3 separate regions of the Homo sapiens genome follow, and regions 2 and 3 are each linked to region 1. A link is a loop called in an ENCODE intact Hi-C map of the cell type or tissue named here. Cell type or tissue: GM12878. All regions are shown on one strand. Each heading gives the region's core, and the rest is flanking DNA. Links, peaks and the distances in the headings are about the cores only.

Evidence for each region. Hi-C counts contacts between places; a loop is a spot of excess contacts. Peaks named below come from ENCODE experiments on the same cell type or tissue, not always from the same donor. Only the 100,000 strongest peaks of a DNase experiment are listed, where the experiment ranks them.
Region 2: a loop joins it to region 1, with 2.3 times the contacts of the local background. A loop is called at or near these places in 1 of 110 quality-filtered maps.
Region 3: it touches region 1 in a loop (2.3-fold over the local background); 1 of 110 quality-filtered maps calls a loop at or near these places.

What each region holds. Positions count from the first base shown.
Region 1 is chr14:58,791,675-58,802,043 of GRCh38, forward strand. It overlaps the pseudogene RPL31P4. Among named protein-coding and RNA genes, the nearest start is that of LINC01500, 31 kb to the right of the region's middle. In GM12878, for the core only: a CTCF peak has its summit at 3,922; a DNase peak (open chromatin) is centred at 5,497; H3K27ac peaks cover 449 bases.
Region 2 is chr14:59,111,590-59,121,958 of GRCh38, forward strand. No RefSeq gene overlaps it. Among named protein-coding and RNA genes, the nearest start is that of DAAM1, 72 kb to the right of the region's middle. In GM12878, for the core only: no CTCF peak of the experiment used is centred there; a DNase peak (open chromatin) is centred at 5,652.
Region 3 is chr14:58,879,886-58,890,254 of GRCh38, forward strand. All of the region lies in intron 1 of LINC01500 (long intergenic non-protein coding RNA 1500), which reads left to right. Among named protein-coding and RNA genes, the nearest start is that of LINC01500, 57 kb to the left of the region's middle. In GM12878, for the core only: a CTCF peak has its summit at 4,766; no DNase peak of the experiment used is centred there.

The DNA of each region.
Region 1 (10,369 bases), core at 758-8,757:
AAAAAAAAAAAAAAAAAAAAAAGAGCAGGGGTTCCCTTTTATAGAGTTATTCTACCTGAGAAATATTTGCAGTAATTTAATATGTGGGACATTAATGGCCTCATCTGTGCATTGTTCTTTTTGCTGGAAATTCTTAGTGCAGTGAGTCCCTGGAGGCCACCTCTTGGTCCAGCTGCTTGCCCATAAAGTAAATTTCCTGTGAATTATTCAGGATTGAAGCCATACAGATCTCTAACTTCATTACCCATCTTTTCTCAGATACATTCTCTACATATCAGTGAGTAGATGAAGAAAGATGTCCCAGAATTTTATGTTGACTTACAAGAAAAAAGGCGCATTTTTTTCTTCTTGGTCCTATGTCAGTGATTCCCAGGGCAGGCTGGCTGGCCAAATGCATGGCCCCTGTGACCTGCTGTTTCCATCTGTGCCTCCACTGTCTTGGTTGTTGAGTTTGCCCTTGACAAAGAATGTTAAGGCATCTTATGTAAATTAGATGGGGAACTTAAAACTCGAGACAAAGTATGTGCAATTCTCAAGTTTTTCTCTACTTTTGCTTTGTGCTGTGGCAGTGACATTGAAAATTGATGAGATTATTCTTGCCCCAAATCTACCTATAATTTTGTATAATTATTCCAAATTCTGTGCCACAGAACTGAATTTTTGGGGTAAATGTGTAGGGCTTAATGACTCGCAGTCTGGATTTCCTATAGAAGAAAACCCTGTATGATTTTGATACTCTTTTTGCTCTTTCATCATAGATTTGGTCACAGGCTTGCCATATTTTATTTAGTGAGATACTTTCAGTCCCTTCAAAAAATGTTTATGTCTGCTTTTTTCTTTCTAGAAAGAGAAATAAAACATCTTAATTTTTTTCTTAGTGCACAAACTATTATCTAAAATAAATAAACACTGAGTATGATGACGTTCATCCGTGGGTTTTTCTACTGGTGTGATTTTTCTTCTCTGTCTTCAGCTTCAGGCTCCTCTCCCTAAGGAAAACTATTCACTTTCTCCTGGGTAGTAAGTATGTTTTGTATTTGGGTGGCTCAGTGTTGTTTAGGCTACAGGCTTGAGGTATAAAGGGCAAGACTTTTCCCCTTAGGCAGGGATAACTTTAGTATATAAAATGTTCTCACCAACGTGAAGGGAAGAATTTTATTCATCTGAAATTTTTCATGAAATTTATTTATGAAAAGCCATCAGAGGAATTCCCAGAAGGCTACATGCCTCCTTCTCATAGGACTGAGAAAGGATGGGGTAACATGGGGTTACAGAGTGAGTTCTCCAACCAGGTGGCCAGAGCTTGGGTAAGTCCTGATGGTCGCACCTGGCTGGGAAGCCAGGAAAGGTGCTCACAGACAAGTGGAGAAATGAATAGAATTGTGGTGAGGCACCCTCCAAAATGAGAGACAGTAGGAGAAATTTTAGCAATTTTACCGTGTGCAGAATTTCAGAACTAAGTACTGGAGCCTAAAGATAATTTCTGGGAAGTTTTCTGTTTGATATCCTGTATAAAACCCCTAGATGGCCTAGTTAAAAACCTACAGAAAAGATCTACAATATGGTCCAAAGTTTACGAAGCCAGATTTATGTTTCTTTTGACTGTGACTCACAGCTAAGACTGAGCCACATGGAGCCTTAGGGATTATTTAGGTTAGATTACATATTAACAAAATATCAGCATATCCTTTAGTAAGATATCCACGCAGTAATGTCAACTAATCACAGTAGCATAGCATTTAAAGGGAGTTTTGAGCAGGATTGAAAGAAATATGAATAACTAGGTGTAAGTAGGAATTTTCATAAAGGGACGATTTACAGAGCTGTGGCAGGGTTAAAAGGACCAACAAGGAATGTTGAAGCACTCAGGGACCAGCAACATTGAGAAACTGTTTCCTAGAACTGAAGAGTGGAGGGGAAGGAAGAGTGTTGTTACTAAGGCCCATTAAAAATTGGGGCTATAGAAGGGGAGCTGACTGCAACTGCATCAGGAGCTACAGTCAGGGAGGGATGGTGCCACTGCCAGATTGTGAACCATGAAGCTGAGTAGGGAGCGAGCAGCAGAGAAATACCCTCATCTCTCCTGCTGTTGCCTTCCATTGGCTGAACCGTCCGGGGCATCTGAGCCTGAAGAAATTAGAGAATACTGCCGGGCGCTCACGCCTGTAATCCCAGCACTTTGGGAGGCCAAGGAGGGTGGATCACCTGCAGTCAGGAGTTCGAGACCAGCCTGACCAACATGGTGAAACCCTGTCTCTACTAAAAATACAAAATTAGCCAGCCATGGTGGCGCATACCTGTAATCCCAGCTACTTGAGAGGCTGAGGCAAAAGAATTGCTTAAACCTGGGAGGCGGAGATTGCAGCGAGCTGAGATCTCACCACTGCACTCCAGCCTGGGCAACAAGGGTGAAACTCCATCTCAAAAAACAAAACAAACAAACAAACAAACAAAAAAAAAAACCAAACAAAAAACCCAAGCACAAAAAAACTTAGAGAATGCTATCTGTAAGCATCAGTTCCCTGAGGACCTAGGCTGCCATGGAGGAACAGAGGATGGATGTGGGGTGGTGCACAAATGGAGAAGAACGCACACCCTGAGTCTCACTCTAGTGAATTCTGACCTTTCTTTAAGAAAAACTACCCAATTTTGGAATCTTTCTTGACATGTCCAGGCTGTCTAGAGCTCTAGGACCTTTATAACTCTTAGCCACAGCAGGCTTTACATTCCCTAGAGTTTTTCTTCTGCCAAAACAGAAGAACAGAACTATGGCATATAGTTTTCAATCCATCTTCTGCCTTAGCACAGGTGAATGACAGAAAACAGTGACATTGCATATCCCTAATGCCAGTGCACAATGGGGCACAATTCTCACTGGGCATAGGGAACACATTGCCTTTAGGGAGGTATAAGAGAACCTCAGGGTGGTGGTAGTGTACATTTGAAAAAGCCCCGCCTTTCCAACTTGGACGCGGCAGAATGGTTCCCGCAAAGAAGGGTGGCGAGAAGAAAACGGGCCGTTGCCATCAACGAAGTGGTAACCCGAGAATATACCATCAACATTCACAAGCGCATCCATGGAGTGGGCTTCAAGAAACGTGCACCTTGGGCACTCAAAGAGATTCGGAAATTTGCCATGAAGGAGATGGGAACTCCAGATGTGCGCATTGACACCAGGCTCAACAAAGCTGTCTGGGCCAAAGGAATAAGGAATGTCCTATACCGAATCCATGTGAGGCTGTCCAGAAAACGTAATGAGGATGAAGATTCACCAAATAAGCTATATACTTTGGTTACCTATGTAACTGTTACCACTTTCAAAAATCTACAGACAGTCAATGTGGATGAGAACTAATCCCTGATCGTCAGATACATCAAATAAAGTTATAAAATTGCCAAAAAAAAAAAAGTAAAAGCTCCTACAAATGATTCTCATAAACTTCTGTGCTTCTCTGAGAATGACTGTGCTAAAAGCTTTAACCAGGATCTCTTGATGACAGGATCTTTCTCTTTCTGAAACGAAGGGTAGAGTTTCTCTTTCTGAAAGGGAGGGTAGAGTTTTCATCAAAACATTCAAGCTTCTACACGTGGCAGTAGTGAAAATGCTTGGGAATTCAAATTTGTATCTCATTTTAACTGTGTAATCTGTTAATGTCTCTGAGCCTCAGTATCTTAATCTATAAAGAAGGCATAATTATACCTACCTCCAAGGGTTGCTAAGAATAAGTCAGCTAAAAGTGCTTTGTAGGTGGAAAAATTCTAGATAATTGTTATTTATATTATTGTTATCTTGATGTCTTTTCACATATGGGAAAAGCTGGCTTTTTATTCCCTGCAGTCAGCTTAAAACTGAAAGACATAAAATCATTTATAGAATAACTCTAGTCTGAATCCTTTGCATCGATCCATTACCAATCAGAAGGTGGCGTATTTTGAAGTCCTGAGCTTATGTAGATATGGGTTTTGAGTTAATGTATAACTCCTTTTAAAATTACAGACATTTCTAGCTTCCTTTGAGTTTTACAAACTAACAGTTCAGGCACAGACACTTTTCTCATTTTTTATTTCAAACTTCAAAATATATTTATGATAATAAACTAAAAGTAAAATTGTCAGGTTGCCAAGTAATGAGATTATAGGTGAATCCACACTCCCAGTTTGCCTTAATATTGTTAAATTACTTCTATAACTAACAAGGGAAACATTCATTTAAACCAAACATAGTAAGTTTTTGTAATTTATTTCCCTTTGTAAAAGCTGCATAGATATATATTTATTGTAACAAACTTAAAAAATTAAGAAACATTGTACCTGTGGACTTATTCTTCAAAAACAACAATATTTTGAAGCTACTTTCATTCCTTCTTTCCCCTTCTGATGGATATATTTTAATAGCTGTGAACATTTTCATGTTCCATTTTCCTTCTACCTTACAACATAAATATTTCACATTGTTACTACAAGATTTCCTTGATAATTTTAATGGCTATGTAACAGTTCATCAGATGGGTATATCTTAACATTAGACATTTAGGTGATTTGCTTCCACTAGATATTAATATATAGTAAATTAAATAATAACAAGAACAAGGAAGTTAAAAAAAGGAAATTCTCCTCGTTTTTTTACAACTTCCTCATGGCTTACCTGGATCTCCTCCATGTCTCATTAAAATTTAACTAATTATTTCATAACAGCACGTAGAAATTCTGGCAGTGTGATAGACATATTCATTTTACTCCTGACCACACAGACAAAGCTGTGTACCACGATGACAGAGGCCAGCAAGCCAGAGGCATGTGTTATTTTTGGAACTTCTCTAGAGAAAATGTGAACTCAAAAGTCTGGGCTTAACAACTGTTCCTGTTACACACATACACAAACACACTCACAGATGTTAAATATTGGGATTCTAGATGGCTTGTTTTCATTATGCAAAGACATTTCTCTCTTTCCCATGATGTCTAAAATAATACTATGAATTCCAAGAATCATGGAAAGTTAGGAAGTTTGGAGATTATTTATATGGGATTTTTAATATATGACATGTCTGCTATGCTAAACACATGGCAGACATTATTGACCAATTGTTCTTTCCTGAGACAACTTCAGACTCCTTCCCAGCATAACACTACCACACTCATGACCAATCCTTCACAAATGGTTCAAGAGAGCAAACCTGTTCACCATCGAGAGCTCTTCAGACCTCTTACTTCATGGATAAGGAAACTGAAACACTTTAGATTCCGGGCAGAAAAAATAATGCATCTGCTTGGCTTGTTGAGTGTATGTAGAGGTTTACATATTAAAAGGATCCCCAGGTGATTTGAAAGCACCCTAAGCTTGAGAAGCACTGATCTAGACCACTGAATGGAGGATGCCACAGGTACAGACAGGTCCAGAGTGAGGTTGTCCAGCAGCTGTGGGCAGGACCCCAGGGGAATCAGTACCTTGGAGAGGGCATCCCATATGGTGAGCTGTGGTTTTCACTTCATAGTTTCAGAAACTTAATTTAGTTAATTACACAGAGATGATTAACCCGTAGGAGACCAGGTTTTACTAATGAAACTTAAAAGGCATTGATGTGCAAACCAGAATTCCTATTTTGGTACAAAAAAAAACCTGTTAGAATCATCCTTTGCGTCATACATGGCTGCGGGGGTATTTTTTCTGGCAAGTACCTTCATGCAGCTACCTAAGGTAAAGGCCCAGAGATGCCTTCGTCAACATAGAATGATAGCAATGACAGTAGGTATTTCTGAGGGCTGTTTTTTTTGTGTTAGAGTTATTTCTCCTTCAAGATGCTGGATAAACATGAAGAAATCCTCGCTAATACATTGCCTTTGAAAACCTTTTACTAGGCCTGGCACGGTGGCTCATGCCTGTAATCCCAGCACTTTGGGAGGCTGAGGTGGGCAGATCACGAGGTCAGGAGATCGAGACCATCCTGGCTAACACGGTGAAACCCCGTCTCTACTAAAAATACAAAAAATTAGCCGGGCGTTGTGGTGGGCACCTGTAGTCCTGGCAGGCACCTGTAGTCCCAGCTACTCGGGAGGCTGAGGCAGGAGAATGGCGTGAACCTGGGAGGCAGAGCTTGCAGTGAGCCGAGATCGCACCACTGCACTCCAGCCTGGGTGACAGAGCAAGACTCTGTCTTAAAAAAAAAAAAGAAAAGAAAAGAAAACCTTTTTCTAAAACAATCCTTGGCCAATGCCAGCTATGTTTCAGTGAGTTTTCTTTTCTGTCAGTTTCATTTCAGTCATCTTCCTGAGGATATTTACCAATTTCTCCAGTTTCAGGAGCAATATCCTTGTAAACTATTTCATAGAGGTACCTGCTTCTGTAGCTATTTAAACTCCACTGTTTATTGATTCTTCTTAACTTTATTCTCTAAATTCACCTAAATTCTAGGTGCTCTGTCCTGTGGCTCCCAACAATGACTACTTTAGTCAAATCTTGTTTCTCCAGCTGATGGGAGGCAAACTGCTTAACCTGTACATATTTGTTACTTTTTTGAACAGTGGGGGTGAGGAAGTTGAAAGAACTTACAAAAAGAGTCAATGCCTTCACTGTAAATGTATTTGGAGCGAACAGAATCAAGATGTTCTTAAATCGAAGTCATTATTCTCTGCCAGATGGGAAAAGGCACAGTCTTATGGTTATGAAGAGCTAGGTTGGGTCTGTATCGTGCTGTAAACTCCACTTAAAGCCAGACTTCTTTGTTTGCCAAGAGTAGCTATCACAGACTAAAATGCTAAAACGCAACTGGGGATGCTGTCAATCTGCTTGACATGCATCGACTGCAAACATCTCATACCCCTGGTAGAGGGGGCACATTCTACTTCTCTAACACAAGGGAGTGGGAAGGCATGGTTCAGGAAAGCTGCACATATTACAGTATATATATTTCCATAATCAAAAGACAACCCTTACTATATTACATTATTGGACAATTTGAAAAAACTTTTAATGCTTTGCTGTTCTTTTACTCTGAATTCCTCTAGAACACAGTTACATGCCTACCACTTATTACATGAGGAAATCCATAATATAGGAGCTCTTATTTAGCTTCCAAATGGTCTCAAATGAGATCCAAAATTTAAGAAGGAAATAAGAATCAGTGATTATGTAACATTAACCAAATGTCTTTCCCAAACTGAGGCTGACTTTACATTTCTTAGGGGCCCAATTCCATTAATGGTGCTTTCTTATTCAGCAAGGTAGAGACATGGATTACTTAGCCAGTGTTTTAGAACTGTGAAAACTGTACTGTACACACAACTGAGGGCTGTAAGGGGATCTTGCTTCATACTCAGTCACTGGCTGCAGCAAGGGAGACTTAAGTGAGACCATACAGCAAGGACTTTGCAAAGCTAAAAGTACTAAATACATGCAAGGGGATTTGCAGCTAAATAAAGTGTTTTTATACCTCCAGCTTCCACTAAGCTGTCCAGGGACAAGTGAATTCCTTTTCTCCAGCTGCTTGAAGAAGTGTGTTGTCTAAAGCATTGTTCCTGGCTACTATTATTTATAGTAGAATTGTCTTCTCCTACTATTCTCAACACGTTTGCTTTTTCATTTTTGAGGAAGCAGTTTTAGAACCTGAAGTTGGACCTGTACCTTGACTGTCCTCTTCACATACAATGATGCTCAGCCTCTCCCTGTTACTTCATCTCTTGTTATGAAATTCCGACCCAATTTAAGTTTGCATGCAAGTTTCAGTTTCTTCATAAAGTAAGCACTCTGAATTCTTACTAGCATTTTAACACTCATTATCTGATCTAAGCAATTGAGCCTGATTATTTGCTGTTTTATCTTGCTTTTTAATGGTTCCATGTGCATAAGGCTCTTCAACAAAACTGTACATTAGTTAAAAGTAAGAGTTTCTAATGCCTCTTCAATGCTATATTGTTTCCATTGTGTTTTTATTATAGCTGTAGAAACCATATTTCTTTTTCTTTTTCTTTTCTTTCTTTCTTTCTTTTTTTTTTTTTTTTTTTTTTTTGCTATGGAGTTTCGCTCTTGTTGCCCAGGCTGGAGTGCAATGGTGTGCTCTCAGCTCACCGCAACCTCCGCCTCCCGGGTTCAAGCGATTCTCCTGCCTCAGCCTCCCGAGTAGCTGGGATTATAGGCATGCACCACCACACCTGGCTAATTTTGTATTTTTAGTAGAGATGGGTTTCTCCATGTTGTTCAGGTTGGTCTTGAACTCCCGACCTCAGGTGATCTGCCTGCCTTGCAATGGCACGATCTTGGCTCACTGCAACCTCCAACTGCTGGGTTCAAGTAATTCTGCCTCAGCTTCCCAAGAAGCTGGGTTTACAGGCACATGCCACCATGCCCAGCTAATTTTTGTAATTCTACTAGAGAAGGGTTTTGTCATGTTGGCCAGGCTGGTCTCGAACTCCTGACTTCAGGTGATCCGCCCGCCTCAGCCTCCCAGAAGTGTTGGGATTACAGGCATGAGCCACCGCACCCTAGAAACCATATTTCATACATAAGATAATCAGACATGAATTGAACTCAAGGTCTGTCAATGGGGCAGAATATTTGAAATCTGGGTTACTCTGGGAAATCCAGGAGACAGTGTTATTTTATTTATGGTGCCACTATATACCCTTGTTATAGCCACACATCTATCTGCCCTGCTAGATCTTTAGCAACCTGAGATTAATAAAAGTAATATTTATCTTTGTGGTACCAGTGCCCACTATTGTTGTCAACAATGTTATCCATTGTTAGCTTTCTTTTAGTGCTTCTTCTGTGCCAGACACTGTACTAAGTACTTTACATGAATCATCTAATCCTCACAAACTTTATCTTCATAAGATAATAAGGTTCAGTTATCTCCATTTTAAGAATGAATACTCACTGGTGCATAAATAGTAGGCATATAATGAATTTTAGACTAATGAATGAATTGATGCTGAAATGGTTGATGCCTAAGACATTGCCATGGGAATATTCTTCTTGCTCCAACTAGAAAGATAACTTAGAGACTCAGATCACTTCTTCACTTTTTAAAGGTAGATTAGGGAATCTGGGTGTTCATTTTGATTCTCACTTACCTGTGTGGCATTTTCTATTGAAATAGTTATTGGTTTGTCCACATTCATTAATACCTCAGTGTTAGAAATTGTCAACTTTCCTGTATTAAATTGATACATTTGTGAAGGAATTATTGTTTAGGGATAAATGGGAGAGAATAGAAAGGACTAGGGAGAATAAAGTTCTCCACATAAATGTGGAAACATTTATGTCATTGTTATATGTATTTAAATATACCTTTTACCAATGGGGTTCTTGATCCATTTAGTGAAATATAAATTGAAATTAAATATTTGAATTAGAAATTGAAATTTTGTATAAAAGAGAAGGAAGAAAAAAGTTTAGAAAATTGATTATTTCATTTCCTTTGTAAGCAGAAATTATGTGACAGACTCAATGAGTATTTCAGGGGAACAGAATTTGCAAATAATATAGTTTAATGGGTATAATTGTCAACTGATAATTTACTTTGCTGGATAAAAAATAGATGATACATTTCAAAGTTACAGCAGCCTAGGCCATATAATTCTTGTGAAATATCCTCTGGGATTACTCAATAGGGGAAAAAAAGTAAATTTTGAAGCAGTGCAAAATGCTCTTCCATGTAGAGTACTCAAAACTCTACATGAGCAAGGACCTGTCAAACATTTCATGACCTCATGACAGTTTATTTTTTAATTTTTTGTACTTAAAACTTTTAAGTTCATGGCTACATGTGCAGGTTTGTTACATAGGTAAACTTGTGCCATGGGGGTTTGTTGTACAGATTATTGCATCACCCATGTATTAAGCCTAGTACCCATTAGTTATTTTTTCTGATCCTCTCCCTTCTCCCACCCTCCACCATCCAATAGGCCCCAGTGTGTTGTTGTCCCTCTGTATGTGTGCATGTGTTCTCATCATTTAGCTCTCATTTATAAGTGAGAACGTGTGGTATTGGCTTTTCTGTTCCTGCATTAGTTTGCTAAGGATAATGGCCTCCAGCTCCATCCATGTCCCTAAAGGACATTATTTTGTTCTTTTTTAAGTATTCCATAATATATATGTACCATTTTTTCTTTATCTAGCCTATCATTGATAGGCATTTAGGTTGATGCTATGTCTCTGCTAGTGTGAATAGTGCTGCAATGAACATACATGTGAATGTGTCTTTATAATAAAAGATTTATATTCCTTTGGGTACATACCCAGTAATGGGATTGCTGGGTGGAATGATATTTCTGTCTTTAGGACCTTGAGGTATCACCACACTGTCTTCTACAATGGTTGAACTAATTTACACTCCCACCAACAGTGTAAAAGCGTTCGTTTTTCTCCACA
Region 2 (10,369 bases), core at 1,595-9,594, 320 kb after region 1:
TGGTCCTCTCAATAGATGCAGAAAAAGCATTAGAAAAAATCCAGCATCCCTTTATGATTAAAACTCTCAGCAAAATTGGCATACAAGGGACCTACCTCAATATAATAAAAGCCATCTATGACAAACCCGCTGCCAACATAATACTCATGGGGAAAAGATGAAAGCATTCCCTCTGAGAACTGGAACAAAACAAGGAGGCCCACTCTCACCATTCCTCTTCAACATGGTATTGGAAGTCCTAGCCAGAACAGTCAGACAAGTGAAAGAAATAAAGGGCATCCAAATCAGTAAAGAGGAAGTCAAACTGTCACTGTTTGCTGATGGTATGATTGTTTACCTAGAAAACCCTAAACACTCCAGTTTCCAGATACAAAATTAATATACACAAATCAGTGGCTCTTCTATACATCAACAGCGACCACACTGAGAATCAAGTCAAGAACTCAACCCCTTGTAAAATAGCTGCAAAAATAAATAAATAAATAAATGAAAACCAAAAAAAAAAAAAAAAAAAAACACCTTAGGAATACACTTAACCAAGGAGGTGAAAGACCTCTACAAAGAAAACTACAAAACACTGCTGAAAGAAATCATAGACAACACAAACAAATGGAAACACATCCCATGCTCATGGATGGATAGAATCAATATTGTAAAAATGACCATACTGCCAAAAGCCATCTACAAATTCAATGCAATTCTCATCAAAATATCACCATCATTCTTCACGGAATTAGAAAAAAACTATTCTAAAATTAATATGGAACTGAAAAAGAGCCTGCACAGCCAAAGCAAGACACGTAAAAAGAACACATCTGGAGGCATCATATTACCTAATTTCAAACTATAGTATAAGGCCATAGTCACCAAAACAACATGGTACTGGTATAAAAACAGGTACATAGACCAATGGAACAGAACAGAGCACCCAGAAATAAACCCAAATACTTACAGCCAACTGATCTTTGGCAAAGCAATCAAAAACATAAAGTGGGGAAAGGACACCGTTTTCAACAAATGGTGCTGGGATAATTGGCTAGCCACGTAGGAGAATGAAACTGGATCCTTATCTCTCACCTTACACAAAAATCTACTCAAGATGGATTAAGAACTTAAATCTAAGACTTGAAACTATGAAAATTCTAGAAGATAACATTGGAAAAACCCTTCTAGACATTGGCTTAGGCAAGGATTTCATGACCAAGAACCCAAAAGCAAATGCAATAAATACAAAGATAAATTGCTGGGACTTAATTGAACTAAAGAGCTTTTTCACAGCAAAAAAGAACAGTCAGCAGAGTAAACAGACAACGCACATCATCAAAATCTTTAGCACTCATCCCGTAATCTTCATTAACTCCCCAAAGCCACCCAACTAATAGTAGTAGTGATAAAATTATTGATATGGGCAAGAGATCAGTTGCTGTGTGAAGGCATCTTTTTTTTTTTTTTTTTTTTTTTTTTTTTTTTTTTTTTTTTGAGACGGAGTCTCGCTCTGTCGCCCAGGCCGGACTGCGGACTGCAGTGGCGCAATCTCGGCTCACTGCAAGCTCCGCTTCCCGGGTTCACGGCATTCTCCTGCCTCAGCCTCCCGAGTAGCTGGGACTACAGGCGCCCGGCTAATTTTTTGTATTTTTAGTAGAGACGGGGCTTCACCTTCTTAGCCAGGATGGTCTCGATCTCCTGACCTCATGATCCACCCGCCTCGGCCTCCCAAAGTGCTGGGATTACAGGCGTGAGCCACCGCGCCCGGCCGTGAAGGCATCTTAATTACTAGCTCAGGTTGATTCCTGGGCTAGGCACTCAACCCTTTTGATAGGACTCTTCTCCATCTCAGGTTCTCCCTCTCTATTGGATTCTTCCAGATTCCAGCTAAGTTCAAGTATTCCTCATTGTAATATTCTCCCTTAACCTTGTATCCACTCTGGCAACTGCTGACTCTTCACAGCTAAAGTTAGTGAAAAGCTGATGGCAGTGGAAGAATGGTTCAGAGTTGTCTCTGGGGTCAAGAGAAGGACTTTCGCTACAGAGTCCTGTTGAAGATCCCTGTGAACCACCTACCTGAGGTCATCCCTAACACCCTGTCAACTCCCACTCCCACAGCAGGTTTTGGGAGTCTACTGAAATTATACATTTTTTCTCTTTAAGTCTGGCTTATAAAGAGAGACAAAAAGCTGGGAAAAACAAAGAGAAACTTCTATTCATTAAAAAGGTCGAGGAGAAACTTCCTGAAGGCATGAAGTTGGTCAGCTTTATCTGTCTAGTTACAAAGAGGTAGCCACAGAAGACTGCCATTTATCCAAGTGAGATGAAATAGAAAAATATAGCAAAAAAAAAAAAAAAAACAAACCCAAGCAGAACATAAATAAGGCTAGAGCCACCTGATAGCAGATTTGAACCTTCTGCAAATGACATTAATGGCTGAGGGCTGTTTCACTCACAGCACAACCTTGAATGGAGAAAATCACCTGCCAGAAATTCAGGTGCCATTGAAAGAAACCCAAGTGCATGAATATTTTTATATTAGAAAAAGACAAATTCAGGAGAGCCATGTGTTGGATGCAGAGCCCCAGAAGATTGCAAAGCAATAAAATAGAAAAACAGGCAACCAAAATTGCAGGTCTAAAAGGATGTAGCATTCCTTGTCATAGTGAAGGAGGAAAGAAAGCAAGCAAACAACTAAAAGCTAAAAAGTTCAAAGTCAAATAATATCTGAAAGAAAAGAGGCTGATTATAGATGGTGACTCTATAGCAAGACCAGAGTCATAGGACCCCTCCTGCATTCAGACACAGGCACAACCTCCTTCATTAGATGTAAGTCTGCAGGAAAAACACAAAAAACAAAGACTGTCAAAGGTTAATCTTCCTACCACATATATTCAATTTCCAGAACTTTATCTCCCAGAACTTTCTGATAACATTCAGCAGAAAATTATAAAAATTTTAAAAGAGGCCAGGTGCAGTGGCTCACACCTGTAATCCCAGCACTTTGGGAGGTCGAGGTGGGAAGATCACTTGAGGTCAGGAGTTCGAGACCAGCCTGGCCAACATGGCGAAACCCCATCTCTACCAAAAATACAAAAATTAGTTGGATGTGGTGGCACAAGCCTGTGATCCCAGCTACTCGGGAGGCTGAGGCATGAGAATTGCTTGAACTGCGGAAACAAAGTTTGCAGTAAGCCGAGATCACACCACTGCACTTCAGCTTGGGTGACAGAGTAAGACTCTGTCTCAAAAACAAACAAATTTAAAAAGAGAGCCAAAGGAGGAGTGAGGATTCAGATAGCACAGCAAAAAATGAAGAGAAGTTGGAGGACTAACACTACCCAACTTCAAGTATTTCTCTAAAGCTATGGTAATCAAGAAAGTGTGGTATTGGTGAATTAATAGACAAATAGATTAATGGAACAGAATAAAGAGCCCAGAAATAGACCAACATAAACATTGTCCACTGATCCTTGACAAAGAAGCAAAAGCAATACAATGAAGCAAAGAGTATTCTCAACAAATGGTGCTGGAACAACTGGACATCGATATGCAAAAAAGAATCTAGACACAAACCTTACATCCTTCACAAAAATTAACTCAAAATAGATTATAGACCTAAATGTAAAATGCAAAACTATAAAACTACTAGAAGATAACGTAGGAGAAAACCTAGACAACTTTGGGAATGGCAATGACTTTGAGTATGGCAGTGACATTTTAGATACAACACAAATGGCATGATCTGTGAAAGAAATTATTGATAGGCTGGACTTCATTAAAATAAATTTTTGCTCTGCAAAAGCAATGTTAAGAGAATGCGAAGAAGAGCCACAGACTGGGAGAAAATGTGTGCAAAAGACGCATCTGACAAAGAACTGTTATCAAAAATATGCAAAGAACTCTTCAATTAAAAATGAGTCAGTGACTTCAACAGATAGATACCTTACCAAAGAAGATATACAGATGGCAAATAATCACATGAAAAGCTGTTCCACATCATGTGTCATCAGGAAAATGCAAATTAAAACAATGAGATACCACTGCATACCTAGTGGAATGATCAAGTCCAGAACACTGAAAGCATCAAATGATTAGGGGGATGAGGATCAATAGGAGCTCTCACTAATACGCAAAATGGCACAGCCTCTTTAGAAGACAATTTTGAGGTATCTCACAAAACTAAACATACTCTAACCATATGATCCTGCCATCGTGCTCCTTGGTATTTACTCAAAGGAATTGAAAATGTCCACACAAAAACCTGCACATATATGTTTATAGTAACTTTATTCATAATTGCCAAAACTTGGAAGCAACCAAGATGTTCTTCTGTAAGTGAATGGATAAATATGCTGTGGAACATTAGACAATGGAATATTATTCAACACTAAAAATAAATGAGCTATCAAGCCTTGAAAAGACATAGAGGAAACATAAATGCATGTTACTAAGCGAAAGAAGCCAATCTGAAAGGCTGCATACTGTATGATTTCAACTATATGATATCCTGTAAAAGATAAAACTATGGAGGCAGTAAAAAGACCAATGGTTGCCAGAGGCTAGTGGGGAGGGACAGATGAATAGGAGAAGCACACAGAGTATGTTTAGGGCAGTTAATCTACACCATGATAGTGTAACAGTGGATACATGTCATTACTTAACTGTCCAAACCTGTATATACAACACCAAAATTGAGCCCTAATATAAACTGTGGACTTTGAGTGACTATGACATGTCAGTATAGGTTCATCAATTGTAATAAATGTACCACTCTGGAAGGGGATGTTGATAGTGAGGAAAGTTATGCATGTGTGAGGCAGGGGGTATTAGGAAATCTCTCTACCTTCCTCTTCATTTTGCTTTGAATGTTAAACTGTTCTAAAAAATAAAACCTAAAAAATTGATGAGCGTGTATATTAACCTAAGCATATTGAATCTTTAATGTTTATTTCATTTGTTTATTTATAGAAAATATTATGCATCTCCTTTCAATGACCAAAGCTTTATCCTTTGTTTTGCAGTTATATATAAATGGAAGTCTGTAATTCGATTTTGGGGAAATCAATAAGATCAGCATATGCTGTGATAAATTATTAAATATCATCCACCCCTGCTGACTATACTTTTTCAGTAGATGGCAATATGACCTTTCCTTCTATCTCTGTGATAAAACCATTGGTAAATCCAATAGGCATTTTTAGTCCTTGCTATTTTAAGTTCTCTACAGCATTTGGTCCTTTTGACCACTCCTTCTTATGATATTCTCTCACATCCTTGTCTTTCCAGATGCCACTCCATTTTGGTTCCCCGTGTACCGCTACTGTAATTCCTTCTTCTAAAACTGCTCTTTGTACTTATTTTCCCTCCTTAGTTCAACCTTCAAAATATTTTAGGGTTCCATGCTTAATTCAACTCAATAAGCATTTTTGAGTGTCAAATAATGTGCAAGGCATGAAGGTCAGTACTGTAGATACCAAAATGAATAAGTCATGCAAATCATGGGAGAAGCATACAAAGAAACAAGTATAATCTAACCTCTAAGTGCTACAATAAAAATATGACTCATCCACGGGGTCACAGAGGGTAAAGCAGTAAATTCTGTCCCCTTCTCTCTTTACCCACTCTTCCTAGGTGTTTTAATTGAGTCTTTTCAGTTATAAGAGAGGTTCACAGAGATGATTCAAATAAGGAAGAGTTTGTTTTAATGACACACATGGGCAATAAAGAACAAAGGTGTCTCATAGGAATGAAAGAACAGGGGCGTGCTCTGTCTTCCTGTGCCACATCACTTGTGCTGCATGATGCTTTCTGCTTTCTCACAACTTTAGTTTGCACACAGTCCATAATGGTTCTTTCTCTATCTTGCAGCATCTTGTCAGTTTCAGCAACCTCTACTAATTGCCACATTTACTCAATGTTTATCAGTGTAAACTCCTGATGGGAAAAAAAAAGTCTTGATTGGTCCAGATAATCTTTTTGCACTAGGCTTTGTCAGAAATCACCAGCTAGCCTAAGGATTGAGAACTAAAAATAAAATCCTAAGCCCCCCAACCCACTGAATGGACCCCCTGTTGTCCAAGGGAACCCCAGAGAAACCTTAAAAACTGAGTTCCTGGCCATGATGGGTCAGGAGGTCAGATAAGCCTCATCATACCCTCTCCCTTTTGCAGTTTAGACCCAACAACTTGCCAGCATTAATGTTAAAATAAGGCTGACAGAATGGACTCTTTATGGCAATAAGATACCAAATTCTAAATAGGACCTAAGGCCACACCAGGCAAGGGTTAAGTCATGCACTCCTACACTTAAAGAGTAAACTAGGTTCTAACTGCCACAAGGTTTTTCCTTACTCTGAAGCTAAACAAGCACTGACCTCAAGATAAGCAATATTGAAATAACTGCAGCTCACCCACCATCAGATGCTGACTGACTCCCTGTTTCACAAGCCACAACTACAGCTTCGATTGAACAAGAGACTGATTTCTGTAACTTTCTCCTGATTAGAGACCACCAGCCATGGACTGGCTCTGGCAGGTTTTACAGGCTGTGTACTTGAGTGCCTCCCTGTCTCTGCTTCACATTTGGACATATCTGGCCTAATTGTAATGCATTTAAATGTTAAGTCTCCACCTCAGGGTGAACATGGGTTGTATGTAAAATACATGTTTACTCAACCTGAATATGTATGATGACCCTCATCATGAATATTCATAGCTCCTCTATAACCCATTGAATATGTATACTTGGCCAACCTGTTCGGTATAAATTCCTGTCTCATCTTTCCCTCCCTTGAAGTGCCTGTTTCTGGCCTTTGGCCAGAGGCTATGCTTCCCAGCCTTTCAGAATGGCCACCTTGCAGGCTGTAGCCCTTTATAAGATAGCCTCCTTTCTAAATTTGTAAATTCAGTAATTGCTTTTCTGTTAACAGAATGGAATCCACTTCCAATCCAACCCTCTGTGGTTAGAAGTGGAGATGAACATGTGATAAAGCCCATTTCAATACTGTCCTGCTTGCAAATCCTCAGAGACTTAGAAAAACTCTATTCTCATTAGCATGACCTACAAGGCCCCAAATGATCTGGCCCTGGCCCACCTCTCAAGCTTCATTTCATGATGAAGCTCCTAGACCATGTCAGGTTCTTTCTGCTTAAGGCCCACTGCATATGTTGTTCCTGCCACCTGTATCATGAACTAGAATGTGAGCTCCAGGAGGCAGGGACCTTGTCCATCTTGGTCACCATATAATCACTTATGCCTGGCACAATAAGGACTCAAAAAGTACTTGTCAAGTGAATGTTGAAATAATGGTAGAACAACATTGTCTAAGGCTCACCTCTACAGCGGAGGCTGTGGTTAGGAAGACATAATTCCTGAAGCCTAGGTCATTGGCTGAGCAGACGTCCTCCTGTTTTCCACTGCTAATGTTTTCCACACCTATATATTGTCAGCCGAAGTTCTAGTCTCAATTTCAGACCTGCATTTCCATCTTCCTCTGATCTTCAACTAGACACTCCATGGTGATGTCAGGCCTATTTGTCCCTCAAGCCTGTACCTCTTTCCATATTTCTTCTTTTTTATGGTTTCCCCATTTGGCCACTCACCAAAATCAGAAACCTCATGATCTTTCCTACCTGACCTCACTCACCACTTAAACCAATTCTCTTATAAAACTCTTCTTATTTTCCCTCCTGAAGTAGCTTTCAAACCTGTCCTTCCCTCCCTGATCTCATTTCCATTGCCCTAGTTAAGGCTTCACTGTCTCTCAACTAAAGGACTGGAAGTCTCTTCCTGCTGTTTCCCAGACAATTCCCCCTTTTTGCCTAATCTTAGTCACAACATTGCCATCACAGCAATCTTTTAAAAACATAAATCTGATCCTGATTCTCCCCACCTTAGAAACCTATGTTGATGTCATGGTCAAAATAGTTTACACGGTTTTTCATAACTGGTCCCTGCCTCCCTTTCTGGCCCTATTTCCCCCCTTTTGCTCAGCCCCTTGCATACTGTTCCCCAGTATTATTGAATGCCTTGCTTTTTAAAAAATTCCTTATGTGTATGTGCATCCTGTTTCTTCTACTTGGAATGCCTTTCCCACCCATCTCCCCTTAACCTAAACTCCCAGGAGAGCAAGTCAATCTTCAAACACTTACATGGACAAACTGTGGAAAAAAATGATGAAGGAAGTTGAAGAGAAATAACAAATAAATAAGGTTGTTGCTATGCTTAAAGTCCCTAGGAAAAAGTAAAAGAATTTTGAAGAAGTGAATTCCAAGTGTCTGGGCATTTCACCCAGAGCATGCTCCCAAAAGCAAAGGGGAAGATTATCTATGAAAATACTAAGCACTATCACAAATAATTGAAATCAGCACAAATTCCTGTCTCCTCTTTCCCTCCCTTGCAGTACCTGTGTCTGGGCTTTGGCCAGAGGCTATGCTTCCCAGCCTTTCAGAATGGCCACCTTGCAGACTGTAACCCTTTATAAGAAATAAGGTCTTCTTTCTAAATTTATAAGTTAAGTAATTGCTTTTCTGTTAACAGAATGGAATCCACTTCCAATTCGACCCTCTGTGGTTAGAAGTGGAGAGTGTACATGAGATTACACTGACTAAAATGGGAAAAAAAAAAAGAGCTAGCAACTTCTGTGTTTCTGTGGAACCCAAATGAACATTCATCATCAAGATCAGAGGTACCCGTGGTGTGAGACTTTAGTTCCAAAAGATATTGTAGGATCTCCACAGTCCCTAAGTTTCAGTGGCTCACCTGTTAAGCTCAATTCGAACCTGCACTCAGTAAATAAATTGGTCTGCAGCATAGTTATGCCAAAGAAGCAAATTGTCTTGATAAATAACTCATATTGTACAATCATTCAGAAATTGTGTAATCATATGCACAAAGTATCAATTTATTAAATCTGTACAGTTGAAAAACATTTCAAATAGGCAAAAAAACTTACTGTACACTTTAAATTATTTCCTCCATGAAGCGAAACGAAGAAAGAGACCATGCACTTTTTTAAGAGGGTTATGCTATTAACAGGGAAGACTAGATCATTTTAGGTCATATTAAAAGAAGGAAACAAAGGGTCTACTAGTGGCTCATATTAAATAGGGAAAGCAAGAAAACCAACATAGATGTCCCCTGTTTTGTGAAGCTTTTCTTTACTCTTTACTACAAGGTAGAATTAATGCTCCTTATTATCTACTTCTGCATCTTATAAATATATTTATTATTGCACATATCTCACTCTACTGTGATTATGTACTTACATATCTGTTCCCTTTACTGAACTGTAAGCTATTCAAGGACAGAGACACTTTGCACCGTTTGTACTCTCCATGTCTGTTCAGTCTGGAGCCTCTAGCTGCCTGATGAACTAACTATACTAAACTAAAGAAGGACTCTTCTTGTCCTTCCAGAGAATGTTACTGGCACAGGAATATTCTCAGCTTAAGTAAAGCATATGCATTTATTTTATTGACTGGAACTCTAAGACCTATGTAGAGGCAATGTCCAAAACACAGCCAAGTTCCCTGACAGTCTTTAAATCAAGAGTTCTCTGTTTTCAAAAATCTGTCCCAAACTCTTGCTGCCGTGCTCTGCAAACTCTTGGTGATTGCTTGATGATCTCCAGCTGTTTTCACTTCCAAGATTTTAACTTTTTCTTTTGTGGACCAAAATGCACTGAACAGCTTATAAGGAAATGGTATTTTGAGTGAAATTATTTCTTGTATTTACCTCCTAATTTTAGGTGGCCTTCAGCACCATCCACCCCAAACATAACCTGTCCTCTCTCCCACCATCCATGCACTAAGTACCTGTGAATTCCATCACTGCTGATTCCAATGGGACCCAGAATTCCTTCCTTATGTACTAGCTCAGCACATCCATTCATCGCAAGGCTTGTTGGCAATGTTGGTAACTCTGCTTTTCATCATATAACTTTGGTGCTGTATATCATTGGGCAGTTCATGAACTTGAATTTTCTATGAAAATACCACCGAAGAAGCACAGTCCATCAATTGTTTCATGGAAAAGCTAGCAAAAGAATTAGCCAAGGATGGCTTTGCCCAAGTCCCAATAACTCAATAGAAAACATTCTTTTTCCATGATAGAATGTCTACCTATCTTGATAAACTCATATTCTCTCTGCATATTCTTTGCCTTGGATGTTTAACAAAGTATCAACGCCTGGAGAAAAGAGCAGAAAGCTGGAAGCATGAGTCCAGGAGTTAGACTCAGCTTGGAACTTGCTCTGTAATCCGAGTCAAGTCACCTCCTTCTTCAGGTGTCATTGTGGATTTCACCACACAAGTACTGAGGCTAGGAAAACAAAAAGTATTAAACCTGTGCTAAAGGTACTTTTACATAGTGTCAAGGACGA
Region 3 (10,369 bases), core at 962-8,961, 88 kb after region 1:
TCCTCCAGGAGATCTCCTGTATCATGCCTTGGATGATAACTTCCATGAGAACATGGACCTCCACCTGTATAAGATTTGTGAGCCCCACAGCACCTAACACAGGGCCTTACATACTCACTGGCCATTATTTTTTAAATGAATGAATAAAATACCACCTAGGCCAATAGGGCTCTCAGTCCTTCTTATGTTCTCATTTATTGACTAGGTTTTCCAGTACTTAATAAGAGGACTTAAAAGCAGTGGCTTATTTAATTTTGCATTTAGAAAAAGAAAGTTTATCTTTACCCATTGAATCTGACATCAATGGGAAATGGTAGATTTCCAGATCGTTAAAGACTACCATCCTTTAAGTGCTAAGACTTTTCTTATTTTAGCTACTATATAATATAATGTACATATACTATATAATACATATACATGTAATATAGATACATATACATATAAAATACATTATGTATAATTTAAAGATTATATATATTTATCTTTATTAAATGTATGTCCTTGGCTACTTAGAATACATAAAAAAGAATTCATTTTGATATATTGATAATTCAAGATAATTATTATCAATATCAGTGACTTGACTTCCCTTAAAGGCTATTGAGGTGTGTAAAATTGCCTCTATGCTAAATGAGTTCTTCTGTCTAATTTTCATAAGAAGGGGAGAAAATGAAGGTTGTTGAGTTCAGAAGATGCCATCAGGATGACCATTGTTAGTGCTTCCTATAATACATGTGGTTTCTCTGGAAGCCTTTTGCCCTCTCAGTGTGCTGTATCTAACTGCACAGGAGACTGAGAAATGTAGCCTTTATTCTGGGTATCCATGTGTTCCCACAAACGTTTGGGTTTTTTATTAGTCATTTATTTATTTGACAAACTTTTACTTAGGACCTACTGTATGTCAAACACTCTTTTAGGTATTTGGGATGTATTTATGAACAAAGCAGGCAAAGATTCTTGGTCTCTTACATTCTTAGCAGGAAGAGACAAACAATAAACAATACATTCATAAATTTTATAGTATGTTAGAAAGGGATAAGTGCTATAGAAAAAGGTAGAACAAAAAAGAGGGTTGGGAATGCAAGGACAGGGGTCAGGACACAGGAGGAAACAGGTGGTCAGGGTAGAATTCATTGATAAGGTTTGAAAACCTTAAAGGAGCTGAGGGAGGGAGTTAACCATGCGGGCATCTGATGAGAAATCCCTAAGGGACAAGTACAGATAGAGGAAAGAGCAGCAAGTGCTGAGCCCTGGGGTGTCCCTCCAGTAAGAGGTGTGGGAGAAATGAAAGAACCTGCCAAGGACACTAAGAAGGTGGCCAATGGGGAAAATCAAGAGAAGAGGATGACAAAAACGTGTGTAATTTTTTTTTATTACAACTGAGAAACTATCTATCCATACACTTTTAGAAGTGAATGAATAAATTCAATAGAGCCCAAGGGCCTCTCCTATGGCTAAATTAGTAGATGTAATAACAACAGTAATAATAAAAATAACTATAAAATTAACAGCAAACATTTATTGAGCACTGTTTACTATGTGCTTTGTATTTGTACCTTCATTAACAGGGGAGGAAACTGAAGCATAGAGAGGGGATGGAACATGCCCATAGTGCAGGTGCTTTTGGCTGGCCATCTAATTTGGTGCTCAGAGGAGACTGGCTTTGTAGCCTTGAATCCCTCAATTATACCCTGAATAAATGAGATGACAGGGCGTGACTCTCAATTAGATGAGGTACTTCTATGCAGTGTTTTTCCTTTTTTTGCCTATTAACTCAAGTAATAGACTCACATGCTGAGTGACTAGCTTTTATCTTCAAGTGACTCTAGGAGTTTTTTTTTTAACATGCCAGTTAATTACTGTGAAAATTTCACCTAAGTTAGTCCCCAATTAGGATATATTCAACTCATTCCTATGATGATCTCTTTTTAGATTTATCTTAGTGCCTTTGAAACAGCTGATAAATGTTCTTCCATTTGCTGGCAGTTACTAATATTCACCCTAAAATTTTTCTTTTCTATACACTCCCTCCCAGCTATCCCTTGGCATTGCCTATGACAATGCCACTTGGTGTAGTTACCATTTCTATTACTACCTCTAACCCCAAAGATGACAGTTCTTGAGAAGTGGAATCTGGGAGTTCTTGAAGTGCCTAACACATTTCTCACACTTTTTTTTTTTTTTTTTTTTTTTTTTTTGAGACAGGGTCTCACTCTATCACTGAGGCTGGAGAGCGGTGTTGTACACCACTTACTGCAGATTTGACGCCCTGGGCTCAAGTGATCCTCCTGCCTCAGCCCCCCACGTAGCTGGGACCACAAGCACGTGCCACCACGCAGCTAATTTTTGTATTTTTTAGTAGAGATGGGGTTTAGCCACGTTGCCCAGGCTGGTCTTGAACTCCTGGGCTCAAGCGATCTGCCTGCCTCAGCTGGGATTACTGGTGGGAGCCACCGAGGCTGGATCCATTTCTCATACTTGTATTCTTTCTTGGCCATTTTAATTTAGAAGGTAGTAGGGCCAACCTAACACTTGGGGCTTTAGAGGTTTGCTGCAGACAAAATATGCACAATTGAAGAGATTTTTGGAGTGAAAGAGATGGTTTCATTAAAAATATTATAATGATAGAGTAGAGGTTGTCTTTTTCATTGTTCTGCAGAAAAAGGCTGCTCATGTGTCCTAATATATGTAACATTCTGATTAAAGGCCTTGAGGAAAAATTTGGCATGTGCTGTATTAACAAAGGCAAACTCCACTTACATCTGCCAACAGCTGAAAGGCAGATTCTTGTGGTAAGATCTCTGAACTATAAACAATGCCATAATAACACTTGTAATTTGCGATGTCATCAGCTAAAATAAGAGACAATTATTACAAATCATATTGCTAATATTTTGAGAAACTGAGATCTAATGTTGCTAAATCAAATTCCTGTGAATTCCACAGGGCGCTCAGCGCATTATAAGATTACCCTGTGCTCTAAGCATGTCCTCATTAAGGCTGCTGGCTACTGTGTTTTTATTGCTCCCCTGGGAGGTTTGTTGAGTTAATGCTGCCAGTAGGAAGTCGTGTTTTCCTAGCCTCCCTGGTATACAGGCCTCCCAAATAGGTCTGCAGCCAATGATGTGCTAGATTAGGTTATGATGATTTGTCTTGCCATCTCTGTGAAAAGTGAAGGCAATCAGAAATCAGTGTGAAGTACGGTCTAGCCATGTAAATATCTAAATAATCTCATCACAAAAAGGAATGCTATAGTAGGTCCAGGATGAAAGTATTGAAAGATAAGTAAATCAGTAGCATTAACGTTTTAGATTGGTGCTCATAGAGTTTGTGCTTTTGTCATCACTATCACTATTGTTTAATTACGGTTAGAAAGGGCTACTGAGCACTTACTGTGAGCTACGCACTGGGCAAAATGCTTCATGTGCATTATTTGATGATCCTTACCAAACCTTATTAATCTAGGTGCTATTTTCAGCCCCATTTTACAGAGAAGATAACTGAGGTTCCTGGTTTACAGACTATGTTTATAGCCATGTGGTAAAGAAGAGGCTGAGCTGGCGTTTGAACCTAGATCTTCTTGTCTCATGAGCCTTCATTATTAACCATTATGCTATGCTGCCAACTTTATAGAGAACTTATAAATATGGCAAGGAAAACACCAACTTAGAATAGTTACAAAATCTTTGCTTATTGGCTTTTGTCTAGCAGGTTGTAAGGGTTAAAAAGTAAAGAATAGAGTTTTAAAGTATTAGAAGATGATAACCTTCTAGTAATAATTTTATTTATCCAGTGTAAGACATATTTTTTCTAATTTCATTAAAAATTACAAGACAGGTATCATTATTCACCAATAAGCAAACAGAGAACCAGAGATTTAAGCTGCTTAAGGTCATCCAAGTAGTAAAGAGTAGAGCCAAGATTTGAGGCCCCATCTACCTAATTCCAAACCTTGAATGCTTTCAGCTTCCTCTGACAACCTCCACTGTGTGTGTGTGTGTGTGTGTGTGTGTGTGTGTGTGTTGAAGGGTGGTGGGATGTGGGTGCATTATTTGTGTCTCTGAGAATAGTGAGTTATGTGTGAGTTTTCTAGAAATACCCTACTAGTCTTATAATAAAAAGTTTACTATAAAAATTCTTGGATTTGGAATAAGCCTTAAAGGTTACCTTCTAAGACCAGCAACTCATTTGATGCTTGAGTGTGTCCCACAGTCACCCTATCAAGTGAGTCTCCAGTTTTTTGTTTTTTGCATATCCCAAATGTTGAAAAATTTATTGCCAAATCAGTCCTTCCGTATTCTGACATCTTTTACTATAGGGTGTCTAGCTTGGGCTCCCTCTTTCTCCCCTCTCTTGGTCCTGGTTTCAAATCTTTGAAATGTACAGAACAAGTCTGATCAATCTTCCGCAAGGAAACCATGTAAATATTTAAAGATGGCTATTTTGGTCCACCTTGAATCTTTTCTAGTCCTCGGGGACCTCCCATATTCTTCAGCCATTCTTCTTGTGAAATAGATTTGGTTCTTTCTTGATGCCATTTAATCTGTGTTTTGGCTGTAGGAAAACACAGATGTTTCAAGGGATCTGTTCACCTTCTTAGAACATGATGCTTAGGATTAATCACTTTTCTCTCAGTGTGGTCTTACCAGAATAGACCAGCAGAGCATGTCCATAACTTTGTTCTTTCTGGATACCACATTACCATCTTTCGTGACCTCTCTCTAAGCTTTTTCTCTTATGATGCTGTGAAGTTATACTGCCTCTAGCTGACGGATGTGCAATTGCTTTTGAACCTACCTAACAGACTTTTATCCTTATTCAGTTTTATCATGTTATATTTGCCTTTAACCCTAATTCTGTCATTCAATGTATTTATCAACTCTTCTAAGTAGTCAGTATTCAGTGCAGGAGACAGAGACCTCTCTAGGGATTTTCACCATGAAGAAATTTCACACATACTATTCTTAACAAATCATTGGAAGTACTGGAAGAATAGATTTTAAGTTGAGCCTTCAGAAATAACTCTCAGAACATTACAGAATTTTCCCAACAGAGGAGTTACTACCTCCAAGGCCACTTCTGAAGTTGTGCATTCAAGAACACAAAGTCTTACGTGTGATCTAGGAATGAAAATGCTACCACCATTGTTGCTGTCACACCTTTTGACACCTAGAAAGATATCGAAGAGACACTGAAACACTGCTGCAGGAGAGCCTCGCATCTCCACAGCCTCTCCATGAAAAGTGGAACACAGAAATATCAAAAAGGGCAGAAAAGTGGGATCTGCTTCACTTCCACCTCCCACATTCTTCATGAGAGGTGCTAATTAGGCAATTTGTATCCAGAATCTTAGTTACAAGAGTTGTTTGCTTTTTCTGTTTTTAAAAGTTCTCCATAATCTTCAGCCAGAAGGAAGGCAAAATGGAGATTGAGCAGCCCAACCCCCAGTATCTATCACATTTCCCAATTGTATGTAATCTACAAATTTACTATACTTTGCTTCAGGTGAATGAGTATACTGTGTATGTGATATGTATGTGTATGAGAGATAGAAAGAATATAAACAGAGACACTCAAGTCATTGATAAAAATCGTTTTTGGCATGCTACTAGAATTTTCTGAATTTTTGTATGAGTGATATCCGTGGGTGTCCATGGGAATACAAAGGTTGAATTTGTTCAGCTATATCTTCTGATATTATGCCTTGCATAATTCAAGAGCTTTCAAGAGGAGCTTCACAATCTTGAGTGGAGATTCTTGGGTTGTTGGCTTCTCCTGCTCTAGACTGGAGGGCCTTTCCGAGGGAGGAGTTGAAGTCTCCTCTGGATGTTGAATAACTTTATGTGTGCTGTCACTACTGTGTGTCACAGGGCCACAACTTCAGGGGGCATGAGTTACAGTGCATTTGATATTGTGTTCTAGAGAGCTACATTCACCCAGAATACCATGTAAATTGTATTCTTTGAAGCTGGGCAAACTGGTGTCTGAGTAGGCCATTGGATAATGATAGCTTGTGGTTGAGCTTGGTCAATTTCATGCTATCTAAGGAAATTAGACCTGCATACAATAGTTACATTGGTCTATAACATTTCTTCCACCTACCGGTTTAGTGACCCTGTTAAAAAAGAGAGATGAAGTTAATCGAATAAGGTTCTTGCTGGATTCTCATCACTTCTGCTTTCTGTTATAGTTACTCCAAAACATCCCTATAACATATGTTTATTGCCCCCAAATTAATGTCAAGTTCTCCAAGATCAGTTGTAGAACTCCACTTTCCCTCTTTGAAAACTAGGTCTCCATTGATTTATCATCAGTTTCTTGCCCATTTCCTTCTCTTCACATGTGGTAAGTACTGTTGAAATCCCTCTCATACTGCCTCAGCTCTCACCATTCTTAGCAAGCCTATAGAGTTCTATCACAAGCACCTATAAATCTCTACCAGAGTTGTTTTTTTAAGGCTCAAATGATGAGGAAGGTTGGAATGGCGGAGAGTCAATGACCCAGAAGGAACTTTTGGCTACTGACTGATAGAGTTGGAGGTGATGTCCCAGCTTCCTTGTGCCATGGATAGGACCACTCCTAGACATTTTTACACTGTCTCACAGAGTTCTCTCGGCAGGATGGAGCCCCAGCTGTCTGCAGAGGTCACCTGGTCAGTAACTCTCCCTATATTGTCTTCTTTCTCTTTTCTCTCTCTTTTCCTCACTTTCTTACCCATGCTTGCTGACATCACCTCCTAAATAAAATGCTTGTATGCAAATCCTTTGCATCTACTTCTGGGGAACCCATCCTCATGCATTTTGTACTTCAGAAACCCCATCTGGGCTGTGATGATTATTCCCAATCATCCAGAAACCCTGGGGAAACTTCACTGGAATTAGAGGCTTCCTTACAATGTCCCTGCTATGGCCTTCTTCTCTATCCAATCTGTGTTATCCTTTTCCATCTGAAGGTCATCTTTCTTAAAGAAAAGAAAAGTAAGATAGATGTTCACCAGCTTGTCTTGTTAACACTCAGCTGTAACTATTCTACAATTGGCTGCTCAAAAACAAGTTTATTGCTTCATTGCCCATGCTCGAGTATAACTAAAGTTTCCATGGATCATCTTCAGTGTTTTCCTTAAGTTTCAGTTCAGTTAATGCCAAAGTTAACCTACTTTTTTTTGTCATTGTTCATAGAAGTCCATGTCATCCTCTTATAATTGCTTTTGGTAACATCTCTCTTAACATATTATCTTTGTTTTTTAACATGCTTTTGAGATGAGTTCATCGGAGAGTTCCCTATGGTTTAAAAGAGAAGGAAAGGTCTAGAGAGTAGATAGTAGTTATTGAGAATTATTAATCATCATTACACTTTGAAGCCAGCTTATTGCTTCAGGAGTAAAAAATAAGTGTTGCTCCAAAAGGTTAACTTCTCCCCTCTCCTCCTCCTTCCATCAGTACCCCCCAATGCTTTGAGTTATATGGACTAATCCCATTTGGCCAGAGAGAGGTATGGGTTCAAGAATTCCCTCAATTCTGTGAGAAGAATGTGGAAGAACGTTATTATAAAGATTTGTACGTAGAGGCAAATTTCAACACCCTTTAGATAACACATTCATTTCTCTCCATCAACTAAAGTTATCTAGCTGAGTCGGATTATCCTCTGCTGCATTCTGTAGGTACTAATTTTCACATTATTTTGATGCTTTTTGTCTCCTATCAGAGCCCTTATGGCTCTGTACTGCAACTGTATTTGGTTTGCTTGTCTCATCCCTTGAGTTGCGAGATCTTGGAAACTTCAGCACAGTTGTGTGCCCACTGCCCAGTGTAGGGTCAGGGACATGGTGGGTTCTCAGTGCACATTTGTTGGACAAAGCAGAGCATGCCTGGCATGTGCTACTCAGGAAAGATAGCCTTTGTGCAGCATAGGTAACTGACTTTGGGAAGCAGAATTTTCCATGCAAAATCTTGAGCTTGCTACTGGTTACTGAGAAACCGACTCAGTGACTGGCATCTTGCCATACTTTGTAATCCTCTGGAAATTACATTTTGAGAACACAACCTCCCCTTTGTGACAGGCAATTAAATAACACATGACTGACTGAATATAAATTATACAGGTATTTTGATTAAAAAAATGTTTCGAGCACTTTCAATTTCAAAATATTTTTGATATTCATGACACATTAGTGTTAGTTTATAAAGGTGTCTGTTCTTCCTGTCAAGTTCTATTTGTGAATCAGGACATGAGTAATAGTGCTCAAATGCTGGTCATGTAGAATCTTATCTCTACCTTCTTGCTAAGGCAGGGCTGTGAGTGGCAGGGTGGAAACCATGGTATTATCATCAAAAAAAGTCTTCATTTGAAGTCAATGAAAAAATAGCGGCCCAAGAATTTGGGTCAAAACTCTTCTACTTGGAGAAAATACATACTTCTCTTTGAGAGTTCTTTAATGGAATATAAGCTAATGGTGAAAGTGAAATTGAGGGTTTTATTAGCATAACCAGGGTCTTCTGTTGTCCCATTCATATCCCTTGCCCATCTGCTTCAACACCATTGCACAATGAATCTGTTGCATTTTGTGAGATTTTACTCTTCTTTAGTGGTATTTTGGGAAATTGGAATTGGCTCTTTCATATAGTAAAGCTCAGAAACCTTCATCCTCCCTGAATGATACCTGTTTATCACACTGCTTTTGGAAGGAGATGAAAGAGTTGTGGACTTAGCAAAATGTAGAGTCATTAAGGATTTTCCAGACATATTTAAGCATGCTAATATTCTAAGAATGATATTTTAGCAGAAACATCTAATGTTTTGCCACTAGGTTATTTACAATACTAGATGAAGTTCAAGGAGTCTTTGGCTTTGCTTTTCATTTCCCTACAAATTATTTTCCAGCCTCTGTGGATTTTCTGAATTTTGTCTCCTAGAATTGACCACAAGAGAAGACTCCCTTTCAAACTCTTCATTCTCTGGTTCAGAGGTTTGATGTAATGGTTGTCTCATCGTACATGGTCAGCCACAGGATATACTTCATCCATTTCAGAGCTGTACTGTGAGTTCCAGAATAATCAATCTTTGAATCTTTGAACCAGGGTCTTCTGTTGTCCCATATATGTGAACATTCTAAGAGTACAATTATATCCAGACACATTTTTAAAACTTTGATTTTTGTTTAGATTACACCAATAGACAAAAGGCTAGAAAATATGATCAAGAAAATGTGCTAATCTTTTGGAAGTCAATGGAGTTCAGTGGCAGCAGAACTATTTATTAAAAGTCCAGTTCTAGATCCTTGAGGATAAATCATCCTCCTATAAAGACACATGCACACACATATGTTTATTACGGCACTATTCACAGTAGCAAAGACTTGGAATCAACCCAAAATGTCCATCAATGATAGACTGAATTAAGAAAATGTGGCACATATATGCCATGGAATACTATGCAGCCATAAAAAAAGGATGCGTTCATGTCCTTTGCAGGGACGTGGATGAACCTGGAAACCATCGTTCTCAGCAAACTATCACAAGGATAGAAAACCAAACACCACATGTTCTCACTCACAGGTGGAAACTGAACAATGAGAACACTTGGACACAGGGCAGGGAACATCACACACCAGGGCCTATCAGGGTCTGGGGGGTCTGGGGGAGGGATAGCATTAGGAGATATACCTAATGTAATTGATGAGTTAATGGATGGAGCAAACCAACATGGCACATCTATACCTATGTAACAAACCTGCACGTTGGGCACATGTACCCTAGAACTTAAAGTATAATAATAAAAAATAATAATTAAAAAAGTCCAGAGTCAAGTGTTGACACTTTGTAATTCAACAAATTACATTGATTTATTACATTTATTACACTAATCCTAGTTGCAGAGGTAGACAGATAAGTAAACAGAATAAATCACATTAGTGTTCTGAAGACTGTGATAGATATAAGGTTCGTGAATACATGAAACAGGGACAGCCAGCCCAATTGTTGGTTTTAACAATAAACCCTTTTATTGAGTGTTTATTATGTGCCAAGCACGAAAGTACTTTATATACATTATATTTAATTTAGCTACAGCTTTATGCACTCATTTATTTCATAGACAATAAACTTAGTATGGTCACCGATGTTGCCACCAAATTTGAGCACCACTTTTGCTGGCCAACTCTTATTTGCCATTTATCATGAAGCACGATCATGGCAATAGCTCTCTGACATACGAGTTGGTTAGAATTAGAACCATACTTTGTAAAATTCATTTCCTCTGACCAGACAAAAAAGGAGGACTGATTACAATAGGACTGCTAAGCTAATTACTTAGTGGCAAGCTGTAATTCCAAAACCACAAAAGAAGAAGGCAAAAGACATTCTAATAAAAA